Linked DNA regions of Homo sapiens: region 2 is linked to region 1. A link is a contact called in ENCODE Hi-C or POLR2A ChIA-PET data. All regions are on one chromosome and are shown on one strand. Each heading gives the region's core, a stretch centred on a gene start or an enhancer-like site at or near the end of the contact. The rest is flanking DNA. Distances are from core to core; before and after follow the strand shown. Region 1 overlaps MAP3K8 (mitogen-activated protein kinase kinase kinase 8). Region 2 has its middle 46 kb from the start of LYZL2.

Region 1 (4,627 bases), core at 1,914-4,413:
CTTTTTTTCCAAGTGCTTTCATGAACTACATCAGAGGTTTGATGTGGACAGAAAGAGAAGGGAAGTAAGTGTGCGGCACACAGCAGGGTGTCCCTACCAGCAATGTTCTCAGGAAGTTCCAGCTCCTTCCTACTCAGCAGCCTCTTGCGCTCCAAGAGGGCAGAGTCCAGACTCTGACAGCGTGGCTGATCCTCTCTGGGCGGGTTCAGGGCCTCATGTTTTAGTAGGTCTGCGGCTCTTGGGCGGTGATTGGGGTTTCTCTCCAGGGAAGCTTCTATCAGCTCTCTCATCCCTGGACTGCAGTCATCTGCAATGTCTTCCAGTGGAGGTGCTTGCTTGTGGATCTATCAACAAACCAGCTCTCTTAGCATCAAAGGTATGGTGATACACCCTCAACAGCAAAAGCATGCTAGTACCAGGACCTAGAAAGTAATCCGTTTTCCACCACATGCCCTGCAACGAATGCAGTTCAGCCCTTAAGCAAGCAAGCTTCCCTTTAATTTCTTTTTTCTTTTCCTTTTGAGACAGGGTCTTTGCTCTGTCATCCAGGCTGGAGTACAGTGGCACCAACACAACTCACCGTAGCCTCGAACTCCTGGGCTCAAGTGATCCTCTCACCTCAGCCTCCCATGCAACTGGGACCACAGGGCATACACCACCACACCTAGCTAATTTTTTTAATTTTTTGTAGCGATGGGGTCTTGCTTTGTTGCCCAGGCTGGTCTTGAATTTCTGGGCTCAAGAGATCCTTTTGTTTTGGCTTTCTAAAGTGCTGAGATTACAGGCGTGAGCCACCGTGCTTGGCCCACTTTAATTTCTAAAGGATACCAGGTTAAACCCATCTTCTGATTTAATGTTACAAAAGATAAGTGATAGGTTTGAATGTCAGTGACAGCTTCAAATCAGTGTCCCAAAAGTCACTGTGCAGTAACAGGGAAGTGTCTGCTCCTGAATTTATCAACAGTAAAATGGGAATTGCATGTTCCACTACAAGCCACACTGGTGTGAACATTAATAATAAAAAATGTTTTAACTGTTCAAAGAACACATACAACTTCCTTTGCTGAAATATTTATGCTACTCTGATGCTACTAAGTAGTGTTGCATTATTACACATACAATGGAATAGCATAAATTATGCCCAATGCACATTTTAGTAAGCTCCCACTAAAATAGCTATGTTTTCTTTGCAAGAATGGAGCTTGCTTCTACATGGGAAGAACTTGTAGCTACCTGTCATTTCACCATTGCCTCATTCAGATGGGGGTGGTATAGAAGGCAGAGCAGTCCCTCCCAAGCCTGCGGGATGCATAACTCAACGCCCCCCCCCGCCGCCCCCAGCCCTGGTTGAACCCCACTTACTATGTACAGGTAGGAGGGATAGGCTGAGCGAGGGTAGCGCTTCACCCAGGGTGGGGTGCCCGTCTGCATGTGGATGAGCGTGGCCCCCAGGCTGTAGATGTCTGCTTTGGTTGAATGGCCCCTGCACAGGATGACCTCTGGGCTCATGTAAATCTGAAAAAGAAGTGGGAAACATTCAGCTTCATTCCCCTCCTTTGTGTGGGTTTCCATTTCCCTAATCCAGTTCTGGAAATTGGCTCATTTGCCTTAAACTAGGAGAATAATGCAGGCATTCCCCAGGAACCATGCAGCAATTGCTGGAGGTGTCCCTGCAGTCTGATGAAGAACACCTGGCCGGGCGCGGTGGCTCACACCTATAATCCCAGCTGAGGTGGGCGGATCAGGAGTTCAAAACCAGCCTGGTCTCTACTAAAAATACAAAAATCAGCTGGGCATGGTGATGGGCACCTGTAATCCCATCTACTTGGGAGGCTGAGGCAAGGAGAATCGCTTGAGCTCGGAAGGCGGAGGCTGCTGTGAGCCGAGATCGCACCACTGCACTCCAGCCTGGGAGACAGAGCGAGACTCAGTCTCAAAAAACAAAACAAAACAAAACAAAACACCACCTTTTTCTGGTTGATCTGGTGGCAAAGAGCCTAGAACCAGGAATCTATCAGGGACTCCCACTCATCAAAGTTCTGCAGTACACTGATCAGGTGTAGCTAAGTTTTCAACTAAAACGCCAATTCCTTTTATATTTAAATGAACTACAAACAGACTTCTTTATCTGTTTGTCATTACACTGCTAACCTTCTAAATATCTGCAATGATAAAAGGTGATAGAAGTCTATAGGGTATTAACACAAATTTCTTGAAAGGGAAAAACTTAAAAAATAAAGTGTAATATTGTAGAAGTGATTCTAAAGAGTCATTTTTACAAACTATCTGTTATTTTTACCTACTATGTAGCCCAGTGACTAAATATTAAATGCAGCCATATTAACATTGTATAAGTTATATTTGGTCTCATGAGTCCATGCTGAATAAACAGGGCTGGTTTTATAAATAGTTTCTCTAACGAGCATTTATTTCTAAACTTAAGAAAGAAACAAAGAGAGGTGGGGCATGGTGGCTCATGTCTATAATCTCAGCACTTTGGCTTTTTTTTTTTTTCGAGATGGGGTCTCCCTCTGTCACCCAGGCTGGAATGCAATGGTGCGATCTCGGTTCACTGCAACCTCTGCCTCCCGGGTTCAAGCTATTCTCCTGCTTCGGCCTCCCAACTAGCTGGGATTACAGGCATGTGCTACCACGCCTGGCTAATTTTTGTATTTTTAGTAGAGATGGGGTTTCACCATGTTGGCCAGGCTGGTCTCGAACTCCTGACCTCGTGATCCACCTGCCTCGGCCTCCCAAAGTGTGGGGATTACAGGCGTGAGCCACTGAATCTCAGCACTTTGGAAGGCCGAGGCAGGAAGATTGCTTGAGCCCAGGAGTTTGAGACTAGTCTGGACAAGATGGAGACCCCCCATCTTTACAAATTAATTAGTTACCTAATTTAATTAAACATTTTTTTAAAAAGGAACAGAGCAAACACTGGTGACCAGTGATTTGTATTCATGGCTGGTGCAGACATATAGTAGTTAATATCCTGATTATCAGTATTTCGCTTGAAACAGCTTGTACACTGTCTGCCATGTGAATAAGAGAATGGAGGTCAGTGTTTCCGGAACACATTTCAGGGTAAGTAATTAGAGAACTAGCTTACAAAAACCAGAGAAACTGCCCAGTCTCCCCACCCTAACCCTGCTCAACTCCTTCCTGCAAGCCACTTCCGGGCCAGCTTCCTTTTGCTCTCAGCAAACAGGTGAAACTGAGCTCCCGTTCTCAAGCTTTCCCTGCAGCAGAGCCAGAGGACTTTCCAGAAGGACTTTGCTACTAAATATATCACAAACTTAAAAAATTAATGCACAACATTGTACCTATAGTCAACAATAGTGTATTGTATACTTAAAAATGTGTTGAGAGGGTAGAGTTCATGCTAAGTGTTCTTACCACAATCAAATAAAAAAGAAAAAGAAATGCAATGGGTATTATTAACTGTCCATAGAGGATGCCTATCTTCTCTCCTGTACCCCCTCCTCCCTGCCAATAAAGCAAGGATTGGGCGGAGTGCCCACTGCTGGTGTAGCCCACAGGGGTTGTGCAGAGGTGGCTCTGCAGGTTCTATGTGACTGCACGCCTAGGCAGCCTGGGGGGATGGAACATCTGTAAGCCTGGTGGCCTGGGTGCTGCCACTCAGGTAGAAACCCCAGAGCTTCCTGGCTCGGAGCTCTTGTTCCTCAAGCTCTACCAACTACCAGTTAGATCAGGGAGCAGCAGGGCATAATGTTCGAGCACTCTGGCTGATTAGAAGGCATGAAACAGCCCTGGTGGGACCAACACAGGGCTCTCTGAGAGTTCTGCACCCTCGGGGCAGGGCACTGGAGCAAGAGAAAACCTTGATGTCAGCGATCGAACCCTTCACCTTTCAATATGTTTATTAGAAAGGGAAAGAGACCGTGTGTGTGCGTATATGTGCATGTGATGACTATATGTTAACTTACAAAGGTAAAACCAAGCAGACTTAGAAGGATTTTTCAAAAAGGACCAAGTTCTAAAAGTAATTCTGATTTGTTATTCGCATTCACTATGTATTCTCTCTCTGTACCTTGCAACTCAAAAACAGTCTATTCTGTATATGCTGGATTAACCCTGGATGTGTATTACATGGTTACAATAGAATGCTCTGAATACCAATGCTTAGAGAGAGCAATCAAACAGGGGTAACCAGGGTTTGCATTTGGGAGCTATACTGCAGAAATCAGAAATTGTCTATGACTGTGCAGTAGCCACATGATCAAATTCTAACATCAGCCAGTCTGCACAGTTGACTAATTAGATCTCCTGGCTCTTTAAGTAGGAAGGGTAAAAGCAAGCTTGTTGAAAGGTTTCACTGGTCACTTCACAACTTTGTTCATTATCAAACTTCAACTCGTGTGTACTAGGCAGATATTAAATGCAGGCTGATTAGAAGAGAGTTTATATTTATAAACACCAAGGCACAGTTTTGCACTTCACAAAAAGCAATTTGCATTTGCCAAAAAAAACCTGATCCAAATACTACTCAGGAGTAAAATATGTTATTATCTCATATCCATGCATTCCGCTAGACAGCCCCAGAAAGAACACTTCTTTCTCCAATGTTGCAAAATGTTCAACTTCACCACATTGCCAGGAAGAGAAA
Region 2 (4,077 bases), core at 837-3,336, 130 kb before region 1:
AGATATGGAATCAACCTAAGTGTTTAGCAATGGAGAATTGGACAAAGAAAATATGATATATATATCATTATACTATATATAGAATAATTATATATTATTGTACATATAATTGTATATAAAATATTTAACTATTATATATAATATATTAATATAATATAGTATATATAGTGTATACATAGTATAACATATAGTATATATTTATATATTATATTTATATATTATAGTAATATAATAATATATAATATATAATTATTATGTATATAATATAATATATTGTTTATATAATGTAATATATTAAATGTTATTATATATTACATAATATATTATGTACATGTATACTAATATATAATATATTATATAATTATATATAATATATACACACATCATGAAATACTATTCAGCCATAAAAAAGAATGAAATCATGTCTTTTGCAGCAACATGGATGGAACTAGAGGCCATTATCCTAAGTGAAATCACTCAGAAACAGTCAAATATGGAATGTTTTCATTTATAAGTGGGAGCTGAAGAGTGGGTACACATGGACACACAGAATAGAATCACAGATATTGGAGACTACAAAAGGTGGGAGGGTTGGAGGGGGTGAGTGTTGAAAAATTACCTATTGGGTACAATGTTCACTATTCAGGTGATAGGTACACTAAAAGCTAAGACTTCATCACTATGCAAAATACACATGTAAGAAACCTGCACTTGCACCTCTCAAATACCTAGGAACAAAAAATAAACTTAGGCCGAGCTGGGGGTGGCTCACATCTGTAGTCCCAGCACTTTAGGAGGCCTAGATGGGTGGATTGCTGGAGCTCAGAAATTCGAGACTAGCCTGATCAACATGGCAAAACCCCGTCTCTACCAAAAATGCAAAAATTAGCCAGGTGTGGTGGCTCACGCCTGTAATCCCAACTGCTCAGGAGGCTGAGGCAGGAGGATTGCTTGAATCTGGGGAGGTGGAGGTTGCAGTGAGCCTTGATCACGCCACTGCACTCCAGCTTGGGTGACAGAGTGAGACCACAACTCAAAAAAAATTGAAATAAAATATATAAAATTTTAAAGTCTTCAAGCCTGGCATGGTGGGACACCTCTGTAGTCCTAGCTACTTGGGAGGCTGAGGCAGAAGGATCACTTGAACCCAGGAGTTGGAGGCTGCAGTGAGCCAAGACCCTCTCTCTAATTAATTTTTTTTTAAAAAGTCTTCAGACATTACTTATTGCCCTCTGCCCATTGAGAATCACAGATCTGAAGCATTGGACCAGTTCTTGCTGTACTGCTGAGTATGACATCCTGCCTGGGTCCTTGTGATGGCCAAAGAAACACACTTGGTTCAGCCTCACCAGTGAGTCCTTCAGGCAAAACTCAAACCCCAATACTCCAGCTGTCAGGACCAACACCCAGATGTGCCTGAGGAGACACGATCATCTCAGTGGAAGTCTTTGCACACAGCCACCAAAAGCTTATAGCCTGGTAAACCCATCTGCTCACATCACTGGCCACAAAAGCAAGTGCGAGCTACAGACTCCATTGGAAGCAATCATCTCTGGCCTCCTCTATGTCTTCCATTGCCCAAGACCCTGGACACCTCGCTCCAGACCACAGCTGCACAACTGCCGCTGCGCTTTTCATTTTGGTCACTCTCCAGATGGTCCGTCTAGCTTCTTGGCCTGTAACATTCTCATATCTAAGCCCTCCTTCTGGCTACTGTGCCTCCTTTGACTCAAAGGAGAGACTCCTTGCTCCTGTCCCAGCCAGCCACAACTCCCCGAAAAGCAAGGGTGTGTGGGATTCAGACAGAGTTTAAGAAACCAGCAAGAGTACACAGGTGCCCCAGCAGTTTCCATTCCTGACACCGGTAAACAAATCCAGAGGTTCCTTCTGAGCTTCCCACTCGGCTTCAGAAGGGCCACCGGGACTGGGAACAGCTCCAAGAGGAAGAACGGAGGGGAAATGAGAAGAATGTTTGTATTGTTTCATGTTTCACAAAGACCTGTCAGGGTGAGCAGTAACCCACGCCAACAGGGCTTAGTCAAGCAACCAGTACCGGCCAACGGACAGTGAAACTGAAAGGAAAACTTGCAGAGCTTTCGTGGAAAGTCCATCAGTGAGAATGTCCTGGATGAATACGGTGTAAACTGTCTCCCAGGCCCTGTTTCATTTTTCCTTAGATGTCAATGGGAAACCACACATTTGCAGAATCAATTGTTTCTGCTTTCTAGAAGAAAGCGTCCTTTGAGATTAGCAGCATAACAATAAATACGTAATTAAATAAATAAGGAAAAACAATTCACAGGTTCCAAGGATTAGAAGGACAAAAAATAAATAGTGGCTGGATGTGGTGGCTCATGCCTGTAATCCCAGCACTTTGGGAGGCTGAGGCGGGTGGAGACCATGAGACCAGCGTGGTCAACATGGTAAAACCCCATCTCTACTAATAATACAAAAATTAGCTTGGCATGGCAGTTTGCACCTGTAACCTCAGCTACTTGGGAGGCTGAGGCATGAGAATTGCTTGAACCCGGGAGGTGGAGGCTGCAGTGAGCCAAGATTGCACCACTGCACTCCAGCCTGGGTGACAGAGTGAAACTGGGTCTCAAAAAAAAAAAAAAAAAAGACAAAAAATAAATAAGAAGAATAAATTAAAAAATAATAAAAGAAAGAGATTAGCAGGGTGGAAGCAGACGGCACAGAGAAGAGGGGGCACCGGCCCCCAGATGGGCTGTGGGAGCAATGCCAAGGTTGGAGGTGGTGGGAGAAAGGCGGAATCTCTATAGCCTGATAGAGGTTGAAGATGCTTTTGCAAAGCTAGTGTACTTAATTAATTGCGGGAAACAAAGGGTCTTTCTGATCCATACAAAGTATACTTTCATTGGGTAACCTGATCATTAAAAGAGATTTCAACTAAGACAGATGATGAGGACCTTCCAAAAGTCAGTCACTCGACAGACGTCCAAAGTGCCAGTGCCCAGTAAGAACGCACGCTGTCTCGCCCAGGTGGCATGAAACGCCATGAGGCCCTGGAACAAGGGTTACAATTATTTTCTTCTTTAAAAAATTTTTTATTTGTATAAATGTATGTGGTGCAAGTGTAACTTATTACAGGGATATATTGCATAGTGGTAAATTCGGGGCTTTTAGTGTATCCATCACCCGAATAATGTACACCGTACCTATTAAGTAATTTCTCATCACCCCCCTTCCTCTAAGTCTCCAATCTCTATCATTTCACACTCTATGTCCATGTGTGTACATTATTTTATTATTATTATTTTTTGAGACAGGGTCTTTCTCTGTTGCCCAGGCTGGAGCACAGTGGTGTGATCACAGCTCACTGAAGCCTCAACTTCCCAGGCTCAATCAATCCTCCAGCCTCAGCCTTCTGAGTAGCTGGGACCACAGATATGCACCGCCATACCCCAAAGAGATGGGGTTTTGCCATGTTGCCCAGGCTGGTCTTGAACTTCTGGGCTTAAGTGATCTGCCCGTCTTGGCCTCCCAAAATGCTGGGATGACAGGTGTAGCCACCGTGCCCAGCCCTGCACACATTATTTAGCTCCCACTTATAAGTGATCTCAGCCCTTGTTGCTGCTGTTTCTTGAGAAGGGAAATTGAATTTCTAATATGCAGGGGATCTCTTCCCTAATTTCCTGCACTGTTATGGAGTCTTTTCTGTTTTTCATATTTCTTCATCAATTCATCGGAGGTCTAGAAAGGAGATGCCTTGGGCTATCATTTTACTCAGAAACTGTCTTTTTTTTTTAATCTTTTATCAAAATTCCTCTCTTGTCTGTTGACTTCTGGGTAGAATCCCAAGCTCACAGGACAGACTACATGGATCATTAGATTTAGCCAAAAAGAAAAAAGGACTTGTGCTGGAAAGTCAGGAAAACAGACTGAAGGGCTATAGCAGGAGGATGTGGGAGGTAGCTAGGGCCCCCTACTGGCCAAAGTGGGGATAATGTAAAAATCAAACCAAGTGGTGTAGAACAAGAATCCATGAGTTCATATTGATATAAACGAATAAATGAAAAATAAATAATAAATTGATTAGGGAGAGGGAAACCCTTC

What was found. A loop is a pair of places that touch in the nucleus more often than their neighbours do. ChIA-PET counts read pairs that join two places held with the same protein, here RNA polymerase II (POLR2A). Pooled maps may share reads with other maps.
Region 2: a pooled map shows a loop between it and region 1 (2.2-fold over the local background). The contact joins two enhancer-like sites. A Hi-C loop is called at or near these places in 2 of 50 pooled maps. POLR2A ChIA-PET finds 5 or more read pairs at or near these places in 2 of 52 experiments (activated B cell and common myeloid progenitor, CD34-positive).

What each region holds. Positions count from the first base shown.
Region 1 is chr10:30,454,972-30,459,598 of GRCh38, reverse strand. MAP3K8 (mitogen-activated protein kinase kinase kinase 8) reads right to left here. Exons shown (of 9, transcript NM_005204.4): 7 at 1,363-1,515; 8 at 98-344. Among named protein-coding and RNA genes, the nearest start is that of MAP3K8, 23 kb to the right of the region's middle. Within about 2 kb of position 3,163, at least 22 of the 41 ENCODE cell types and tissues checked have a DNase peak (open chromatin) inside an H3K27ac peak, as active enhancers do.
Region 2 is chr10:30,581,845-30,585,921 of GRCh38, reverse strand. No RefSeq gene overlaps it. Among named protein-coding and RNA genes, the nearest start is that of LYZL2, 46 kb to the left of the region's middle. Within about 2 kb of position 2,086, at least 30 of the 41 ENCODE cell types and tissues checked have a DNase peak (open chromatin) inside an H3K27ac peak, as active enhancers do.